Linked DNA regions of Homo sapiens: regions 1 and 2 are each linked to region 3. The links are chromatin contacts, found by Hi-C or POLR2A ChIA-PET in ENCODE. All regions are on one chromosome and are shown on one strand. Each heading gives the region's core, a stretch centred on a gene start or an enhancer-like site at or near the end of the contact. The rest is flanking DNA. Distances are from core to core; before and after follow the strand shown. Region 1 overlaps IKZF1 (IKAROS family zinc finger 1). Region 2 has its middle 14 kb from the start of FIGNL1. Region 3 has its middle 98 kb from the start of IKZF1.

The links. A loop is a pair of places that touch in the nucleus more often than their neighbours do. ChIA-PET counts read pairs that join two places held with the same protein, here RNA polymerase II (POLR2A). Pooled maps may share reads with other maps.
Region 1: a loop to region 3 is called in a pooled map, with 4 times the contacts of the local background. The contact joins two enhancer-like sites. A Hi-C loop is called at or near these places in 10 of 50 pooled maps. POLR2A ChIA-PET finds 5 or more read pairs at or near these places in 7 of 52 experiments (CD4-positive, alpha-beta T cell, CD4-positive, alpha-beta memory T cell, GM12878 and 4 more).
Region 2: a loop to region 3 is called in a map of GM12878, with 2.6 times the contacts of the local background. The contact joins two enhancer-like sites. A Hi-C loop is called at or near these places in 4 of 168 maps with a recorded cell type or tissue (GM11168, GM12878, psoas muscle and 1 more) and 6 of 50 pooled maps. POLR2A ChIA-PET finds 5 or more read pairs at or near these places in 5 of 52 experiments (A673, CD4-positive, alpha-beta memory T cell, OCI-LY7 and 1 more).

What each region holds. Positions count from the first base shown.
Region 1 is chr7:50,395,281-50,398,401 of GRCh38, forward strand. All of the region lies in intron 7 of IKZF1 (IKAROS family zinc finger 1), which reads left to right. Among named protein-coding and RNA genes, the nearest start is that of FIGNL1, 54 kb to the right of the region's middle. Within about 2 kb of position 1,736, at least 5 of the 41 ENCODE cell types and tissues checked have a DNase peak (open chromatin) inside an H3K27ac peak, as active enhancers do; they include CD4-positive, alpha-beta T cell, where a contact is called at or near this core.
Region 2 is chr7:50,434,967-50,438,234 of GRCh38, forward strand. It overlaps the pseudogene RNU6-1091P. Among named protein-coding and RNA genes, the nearest start is that of FIGNL1, 14 kb to the right of the region's middle. Within about 2 kb of position 1,330, at least 3 of the 41 ENCODE cell types and tissues checked have a DNase peak (open chromatin) inside an H3K27ac peak, as active enhancers do.
Region 3 is chr7:50,205,102-50,208,337 of GRCh38, forward strand. No RefSeq gene overlaps it. Among named protein-coding and RNA genes, the nearest start is that of IKZF1, 98 kb to the right of the region's middle. RefSeq lists enhancers at 502-681, 1,462-2,391 and a silencer at 1,698-1,747. Within about 2 kb of position 1,595, at least 6 of the 41 ENCODE cell types and tissues checked have a DNase peak (open chromatin) inside an H3K27ac peak, as active enhancers do; they include CD4-positive, alpha-beta T cell, where a contact is called at or near this core.

The DNA of each region.
Region 1 (3,121 bases), core at 486-2,985, 190 kb after region 3:
ATATTCCAACTTATCATACATGCCTTAAATTCAAGAGGTGAAAAAAGACCCAAACAAAACTAGAGAAGCGGCTTATTTTAAATATCCTCTGACATAAAGGAATATTATATTTAAAGGATCCTCTAAGATTAAAAATATGTACTATGAAAAACATTAAGAAATTTGAATTTTTTTTAATCCATTTGTTTCAATTTAAGCAGCATCTACTGGCTCACTGCTTTGAAAAATAAGGACAGTATTCCAGTTCACATTCAGTGTTCCAGTGTTCACATTATCTTATTATTTTTACATTGTCCAGCTTTGTAATATTCACATTCTATTCTGTAATCATAATTCATAGTAGTTTAGTTATTTATTACTAACTCTATTTAAATAGATTCAAGGATCAGACCCTGCCCTTTTCTTCTTATTTATGTTTATTTTGATTAATCTCTTAATTGATTGGACTTTACATTCAAGCAACTTTTTTAAAAAAAAGTTTCTATAGATGTTCTATTTCTATCATTGTATTGTTTTTGAGGATGTTGGCCTGTTGCCTTTGTATTTGATGAGCATTTTGACAGAGTCTATGGTCTTGGGCCACTCTTTCTTTTTCTCCCTTGAGAACTTTTTAGATTTTGCTGATGGCATTGCTTGTTGAATGTTGCTGTGGAAACATCAAGTCTAGTGTAACTGTTTCTTCTTCAAGGTGATTTGCATTTTATTCCTGAATGCCTGAGGGTTCTTTATTTAACCTTGAAGTTAAATACCCTAATTAGGATGTATCTTGGTCTATTCATTCGGAATAAAAAATTCCTGCCATTTTGTCTAGAGAGTCCCTTTTTTTTCTCTTTATTTCTGGGAAATTCTCTTTTATATAAATATGTTTTGTTCCATCTATTGTGATCTCTGTTGAGGGATACCAGTTGTCCATATGTTAGATAATTTGTCTTCCATATCTGTTAACAGTTCTTAAAGTTTTTTGTTTATTTCTTTGTCTATTTTTACATTTACTCACTGTTCTCTTGTGGTTTTCCTCTGTCAGTAATTTAATTTTTAGTAGTTCCTGTTCTATTACTTGCTATTTTTAATCCATGCATTAATTTTATAATAATATTATTTTGCTCCTTATTTTGTCTCCTGAGACCCGAAATCTCTTTTTTCCTCTTACTCTGTTGCTTTTGCATTTTATTTTGAATACTTTTAAAATTGATTCCATGTTATGAAGCAATTATGAGGCATTTCCTCTCTTGTTGGAATTAACGATTTTTTCCCCTAGGAGGGACTCTATGGTCTGTGTTTTACTTCCTTTCTTCCCCTGTATTTCTAGAAAATATTTTCCTAGTAACCCTGACATTTCTTTTCATCTTGCTTATTCTAGTTGGTCTGATATAGCTTGATTGACATTTCAGCCTTCTTCCCACTATATTTTTTTTTCCTGTGAGAGCTATTGGGTTTTCTAAATCCTGAAAGAATGCCAAAGATGGGGTTGGAGGAGTTTGGTGAGGCAAAGTGCAGCCTTTGTTAAAATACTTTTCCTTTGCTCTCTCTCCCTCATCTGAAATTTAGTTAAATACCCTAAGCCATCAGCACTGTACCTAGTTGGGGAATGCTTTCATCCCCACAGGAGATTCTCTGGGGCTTTGGGCCATCTTCCCCTTCAGTGTAGACCACAGAGGACTTTGCTTCTGTCCCAGGGAGCCCGCAGGGGCTCACTTCTCCATGTTCATCTGATTCTTGTCAGCCAAGGTTTCAAATGCTTTTCTGATCAGAACAGGGAAAAGATACCTATCTGAATCATGTCTTTATAGATATGAGGCTATGAGGGAAAATTCTGAGGTTATTCTTGACTCACACCTAAAGATTTGGAAATGAGATTAGCAGCAAAGCTTTGCCCTACATCTCATGTCAGAATTTTCTGTTTCTTTCTAGTCTTTGAGTGTATGTGTGTTCTCACACACGCCATAATGAAATGCATATTATATATAATTATGTGTATATATAATATTCTATGACTATACATGACATGTTCCTTTAGCTGATTGCTGTTAAGAGAAATTTATAGGTTTTTATTTTTCTTGTTTTGTTGGGTATTAAGGAAGAGAAATTCTATGGTAATTTTCATGTGGCACAGTAATCTGGCATATATGTTGATTTTTTTCCTACACCCATTTGTTGTGATACCAAGTTTGAAAACAACAGATTTCAGTGGTTGCTTGGGAAACCACAGAACCATGACTTGGGGAGAGACAGGATGATTAGGTGGGAAAGCACCCTTTTGGTGGGGCTGTAAAGACTTTTATATTTAGCAAAATTGGCTACAAAGTCCATTCCCCTCCTTTTCTTGCCTTGATTTGGTAGAGGGATAGACTTGGATACAAACTAGAATGGATTCATTCTTCTCTGGAGTTAGTGTAACAAGACATTTAGCTGCTCAACACAAAAACAGAAACAAAAAAATTGTGTGGTTTCAGCAGTGCTATACAATTACTTTTTCTGACCTTTAATGGAGAGAAACACCACTTCTTTGGTCCCTACCATCAGCTTCATAGGGTTTTCATCCTGTTCTGTTTCTGGGAGGGCGTAACTGGCCATGCACAAGTTTTTTTTCTCTAATCAGAGTATGTGCCACTTCTGACCACCAGTAGATGAAAACGAATGGAAACCAGGCTATTATATGATACATATCCATTACAAAATAAGACATGAAACTCAAAGGTACTTTATGGTATAATGGGGCATATATTCCTGGACAATTCTTAATGGTCACAGATTTTATAAAAGGACTATTAGTAAATGTATGAATTACAGAGTAATTTATCCTTCTGTTAGTAAGAACCAGCTGATGACCTCAGTGTCAGGTGCATCGTGGAAGGTGTTGGGACCTTCCCTTGCCACCACCCTCACCAGCCATCATCAGCCATAACCTGCACATTGGGGAAGTTTTGACTTATCCCTCACTTTTGCCCCTCTTCAAGCTGTTCTTTCCACAGTGAATGAGAAGGCCACTTCTTCCTTCAAACCTTTCAGTGGTTTCCATTTTCCTTTAGACAAAGTCTCTGCCTAGCTGGCCTCTGCCTGCCCCTCCTGCCTACCTCTCGAGCACTGCCCCCACCTAGGGCTCTGGTTCCCCAACCTTCAC
Region 2 (3,268 bases), core at 80-2,579, 230 kb after region 3:
TAATTTGCTGAAAACAGGAGGGAGTATCCTCTCTTTAATGAGACAAATGTCTACTGAAGTCATTTTCATGGCAAAATGGTAGCTGCCTTTTTTTGATTTAGTTATTATCATATGTTCCAACTTCATGATAGGGCTCAGTAATGGGAGCAGTGGCTGAATTTCTGAGTCTGGATTTACTTTGTTTTTGTACCATATTATTCCTGTTTTTCTAACTACTCAGAGCCCTTGCAGTTGATAAATTACACTAAACTACTCCTGTGCTCCATAGATATATTACTCTAAAATCCTGACTTCTTATTGTTATTGTTGTCCTCTATGAAGAGTAACATCCAAGCCTCCTGACAATATCATCCTTTTAGGAAAAAATGTGATCTTATTGTTTGCTTAGTCACTGTTCTAAAAGATTAGTGGATGTGCTCATTTTGGCAGTACATATACTAAAATTGGAATGATACAGAGAAGATTAGCATGGCCTCTGAGCAAGGATGACATGCAAATTCATGAAGTATTCCATATAAAAATACTCTAAAAATAAAAAAATAGGCCGGGCACAGTGGCTTACGCCTGTAATCCCAGCACTTTGGGAGGCCGAGGCGGGCGGATGACGAGGTCAGGAGATCTAGACCATCCTGGCTAACACGGTGAAACCCCGTCTCTACTAAAAATACAAAAAAATAGCCAGGCTTGGTGGCAGGCATCTGCAGTCCCAACTACTCGGGAGACAGGCAGGAGAATGGCGTGAACCCAGGAGGCGGAGCTTGCAGTGAGCCAATATCACACCACTGCACTCCAGCCTGGGCAACAGAGCGGGACTCTGTCTCAAAAAATAAATAAAAATAAATACATAAATTTTAAAAATATTAGTGGATAAAGCACATGGCTTGAGTAGGGTTCCCTGCAATGTCCTCACCCCATGGCCTTCTGACTGCCTTCTGCCCTTGCTGTTATGTGGCCAGAGCCTGACACACCCCAACCCACCCCACAGGCTTCACTTCAAACACCCTGTGCCTGCCATGGGCCCCACCTGTCAGCCTCAATGCCCCAGTCCTAAGCCTGAACCTACATACTTTCTCTCAACATCAAGACTTACCCGAATATATGCCAAACTCCCTCAAACAAAACATAACACAATAAAATGTGAGCAGCTGCTTTATTTTTCTTATCTTTTATCCGTTTGTTGAAATCTTCTGGAATTTTAGTTTTGCATTTTTTTAATGTTATGTTTTTATTTCAGGAATTCATTTTAACAGTTGTATTAAACTGTGCAACTACATTGTCAAAAATTATTTAGACTTAATTAGTCACAGGGTTTGCTGGTTCCTTTGCTCATGGTGGCTTGGCATGGACTATAGCTTCCCTTTTGCTAACTTCCTTATCCTGATTCATTTCTCATTTGCCTAAGGCATCCTTCAGGGGACTTTTCCTCTTTCTTTCCCAGAAAGAATATATGATAATTTGGGGGTCCACTGTATCTAAACAAGAATTTACTGTAGTCGCCCATTTGACATCTTAGATCTACAATTCTAATCTCAAAATTATTTGCCCCCAGAACTTTGTGAGCACTGTTTTATTATTATTATTTTCTTTTTAGAGACAGGGTCTCACTCTGTCACCCAGGCTGGAATGCAGTGGTGCAATCATGACTCACTGCAGCCTTGAATTCCCAGGCTCAAGTGATTCTCTTACCTCAGCCTCCCGAGTCTCTGGGATTACAAGCATATGCCACCATACTCAGCTAATTTTTTTTTTTTTTTGTAGAGATGGGTGTCTCACTATGTTGCCCAGGCTGGTCTCAAACTCCTGGCCTTTAGTGATCCTCTCACCTTGGCCTCCCAAAGTGTTGGGATTACAGGCGTGAGCCACTGCACTCAGCCCCGTTACTTTCCAGCATTTAATGTTATTTGACACTTTAGTTGACACTCTGATTCTTAGTCTTTTATAGATTGCCTATTTGGTTGTGCTCTCTTGCTCTCTTTCCCCAGAGACTTTACCAAGGTATGTCTCAGTCCATCCCCAATTCTTGCTTAACACTGTTTAGAGAAAACTCCCTCTAACCGCACTTTTCCTCTACTCTCACACAACAATCATCAACACAGAAGACTTCTGTGATCAAATATGGGTTAATTCCCCATACACCCATCAGCAGACACCAGCTGCATGTCCTCTAATTCAATTCCAACACTATTTACCTAGAGATGGTGTCAGATCCCACAGGCTGAGGGGTCAGTCCCCAAGACTGCCCCTCCACACCAGTCGCCAAGTCCGGGCCTTCAGAACTTCTGACCAACCAGCTTCAAAGTTCCCATGACCCCTTCTTTGGGTTCAATAAATTTGCAGAAGCAGTTCATACAACTCAGGGAAACACTTAGTTCACCAGTTTATTGCTCTATACTGGAAAAAATACAGACGAAGAAACGCTAGGGCAAGGTATGGGGGAAGAGGCTTGAAGCTTCCATGCCCTACCTGGGCACACCACTCTCCCGGAACCTCCACATGTTCAGCTATTGGGAAGCTCTCTGAACCCTGTCCTCTTGGAATTTTGAGTCTTAAGACCCACAATCAGAAAGGTGGGAGAATATTAGAGTGGAAGGAGGGCAGAACACCAGAGGCCTACCTGAGGCCTAACACATCCAACATTATAACAAGACTGTGTAAGGGCTGTGGGAGTTATGAGCCAAAGAACCCTGGATGAAAAACCTACATATATATATAACACCACACACTCAGTAGATGCTTTTGATATGAACTATGTATTTCACTCAGAAGAATTATCTGCTCTCAATAATGCAATTATCATCTACCTCTCTCCTTTTTACTTTCTATAGATTCCCCATTATATGGATATTAGTTACCTGGAATCTGTCATACTACTTAACTCCTCACTCTAGCTCTGTCTGCTGAAGATTGTAAAATAATTCCACAGCTTATTCTTCCTTTTAACTATCTTGTTTCAGCCCTTTCCATTTTAAAAATTCAGTTCTTCCACTAAGATTTTTATTTTAACCATTAGAATTCTTGTTTCCTGGGCCTTTATTTCACAGCTGTGATAGATTCTGAAGCAGGCTCCATGATCCCTACCTCCTGGTAGTTGTCATTTTTAATACCCTTCCCTAAGAGTGGGAAGGACCTGTGTCTTGCTCTCACCCTACAGAATACAGCAAAGATGACAAAGTGTTGCCTGTGTGATTACATTACAGAAGATAGTAACATCTGTGCTACTGGAAAGGCTCTCTCCCCTGCCGGCTTTGAGGAAGCAAGCAGCCACACT
Region 3 (3,236 bases), core at 345-2,844:
GCTGCATTTAGGGGCCTGCAGCAGAGCACAGAATGGGTCGCTGGCCCACTCCTAGCCTGAGCTGCTCCTGACCTTGGAGTTGAAGCTTACCTCGCTGCGGGAGGTCTGATAAGGCGATCTCTGCTCTCCTCGGAGATGCATAAGTGCAGACAGCCAGAGAGTGCCGTGGGTTTCCACCAAGGCCAGGCTATTCGTCATGGGCTCTCCTTGTGGACTGTGCAGGTCTGGGTGGGGGTGGGATTTTAGGAGGGAAATAATGGTGAGGAAATCCTCTCCCTCTCACACTAAAAGTATTTTTTCTTCCCCTGTGAGTTGGGAAAAAAATGGGAATTTTACCAAAATAAATAAATAATAATGATTGCAGAATTACTGTGCTGGAGCTTTTAAGAGCCCAATCTGCAAATGGGGTAAACGGCCACCAGATGGCAGTACTGACCAGGTCCTTGAATCAACCAATGCGGAGCCCACAGACAGAATCCCGCATCACGCTCTCAGGGAGGAAACTGAGGCCAGATCCCATGAAATCATTCGCCAGATGTTAAAAAAAAAAAAATCAGCTGATTCTATTCAGCGTGGCTCTGCTTTCTACAGGGGTCAAGTCTATCACATTGCTATCTTAAAGGACTTCACAGTTGTAGTGATGGAAGCAAATTCTCTTCTTCCATCAGCCCACATGTTTTGAGCACCCACTGTGTGCTGGCACCCAGCCAGGCACAAGGATTTGCAGGGAATGAAATCAGCTCCTGCCCTCCTGGAGCTCGCGGAGCACTTGTTTGTCTGTCTGTCTGTCTTTCTTTCTTTCTTTCTTTCTTTCTTTCTTTCTCTCTCTCCCTTCCTTCCTTCTTTCTCATTCTTCCTTTCTTTCTTTCTTTTCTTTCTTTCTTTCTTTCTTTCTTTCTTTCTTTCTTTCTTTCTTTCTTTCTTTCTTTTTCTTTCTTTCTGTCTTTCACTTCAACTTTTATTTTAGATTCAGGGGGTACCCGTGCAGGTTTGTTGCGTGCATATATTGCTTGATGCTGAGGTTTGGGGTACAATTGATCCCATCAGCTGGGTAGTGAGCATTGTGCCCAATAGGTAGTTTTTCAGTCTTTCCCCCTCCCTCCCTCCCTCCCTCTCTAGTAGTCCCCCATGTCTGTTACTGCCATCTTTATGTTCATGTGTGCCCAATGTTTAGCTCCCTCTTACAAGTGAAAACATGCGGTATTTGGTTTTCTGCTCCTGTGTTAATTCACTTAGGATAATGGCCTCCTGCTGTATCCATGTTGCTGCAAAGGACATGATATCATTTTTACAGCTGTGTAGTATTCCACGGTGTATAGGTATCATGTTTTCCTTACCTAGTCCACTGTTGATGGGCTCCAGGTTTGTTTTGCTATTGTGAATAAGCACTTGTTTATTACGATGTACCTAGGCAGTGCCAGCACCAAAGTCTTACCCAGTTGACGGGAGTTCAAAAGGAGACAGCATCGGCTGTGGATGGGGGAGGGCAAGCCAGGAAGAGGGGCAGGTAAGTTCAAAGAGAAGGTGACATTTTAGTATGTTTTGAAGCCCTGTGTGACTCACACTTGCCTGCCAGGGAGGAAGATGAGGTTATTCCAGGCAGAGGAGCAGCCTGGCCAACAAGACCCTGCATAGCTGGCCACGGAAGTCGGCTGAGGTTGCAGTGTGTAGAGTGTGTGCAAAGTGGGGGGTGGGGGTGAAGCTAAAAAGGAACACGGGGCAGCTTGTGAAGGGTGCTGGACCCGTGATGAGTCGCTTCCCTAAACACGGAGCGACTCATCACATTGCACAGGCGTTGACTGGGCTCGGGGAGAATGGGGGATCGAGAGAAGGAAGCACCAGGCATCCCTCCTGGGACTGATGAGCTGGGCCAGATAAATCTGGGATGGAATTGACCTTAGGCTACCCACCCCCAGCCCCCACCAGGCCGATGGGGTCCTTGGGGAGTCCCACAGCACCCTCTATCGCCGCACCTCTCCCCTCACAGCAGTATCACCGGTGAGCTCCTCTGTCCCCTGGATTAGGAGAGGAACCCCCCGGAACGCAACGCTGCTGGAAATGGGCTCCTGCTTTTGTTTCTCTGTCCCATCAGGATCTGCCTAAGCTCCCTCGTGGAGTGGGTACCCTATAAGCCACTGTGTGGTGTGGACGCACGAGGGGCATGAAGCAGGGGCAGTGAGTGAGTGTCCCTGAGTTTTCTAAGACAAAGCAGCAGCGGCAGATGATGGGACCTCCATGGGGAAGGCCGCGATGCCGAGGAAGGAGGGAGAGGTGAGCTCTCTGGCACCAGGACCCAAGGCCTTCTAGTCCACGTTAGGCCGCAGCCCCCACTGCACGTTAGCCTGCCCCTGGGCAGAAACACCCTGGGGTGCACAGTGTATGGGGAGCTCATGCTCCTGGGAGGGTGGCAGGGGAAGAGGAAGGCGCTGGAGCAGGCAGAGATGGAAGCAAGGAGATGTAACGAGCAAAGTTTTCCATCAAGGAGCTTAAAAAGGAGGGGTTAGGAAAAGCGGGTATGAGGTTGTTCACCTCAAACTCATTCATTCTGGGCTGACCCTGTGGCCACTCCACGGCTGGCATCGCTGCAGCACTGGGGCTGAAACTGGGGAGGCTCCAACCAACTCCCCTCAGGGAACGTTGCTTCCAATGAGAGAAAGTTGACCAGAAATAGCAGCAAAGACAAAATCTGAATGTGGATATTTTCTTTCCCACTGGTGCTGGCAAGAGACTTACTCCAGCTGAGTGGCATGGGCCAGCGGGTGTGGCCAGGGAAGGCCTCTTTGAGGAAGTGACATTTGAGCAAGACGTGGGGGAAAGGAGTGGCCCTTCCAGGCCGAGGGAAGGGCAGGGAGGAGATGGAGAGGCGGCCTTGGGTGGGGTGTGGGAAACTCAGTTGGGAAGGACGTCGGTTCTGACTCCCAGAATTAGGGTAGGCCGGGAGGTTTGTGAGTGGGACCTGTCGCGCTGGGGGATGCTGTGAAGCTGACGCGCTCTGTGGAAGAGAGATGCAGGGCACGAAGGGGGAGCAGGGACCGGGGTGGAGGGCCACAGTCAGTCCAGGACAAGAGGCTGGCCACCAGAAGGTGGGTGAGGGAGGCCATGAGGGTTTAAAGTATTGTCCCTCAGAACTAACTGCTGGGTTAGGCATGCTGGGGTCAGGGAGGGAGGATAAAAAATGGGTTCTGGGGTGAAACACCACGGGAAGGCCCAATGTGTGAAATCCCAGCACTGCACAG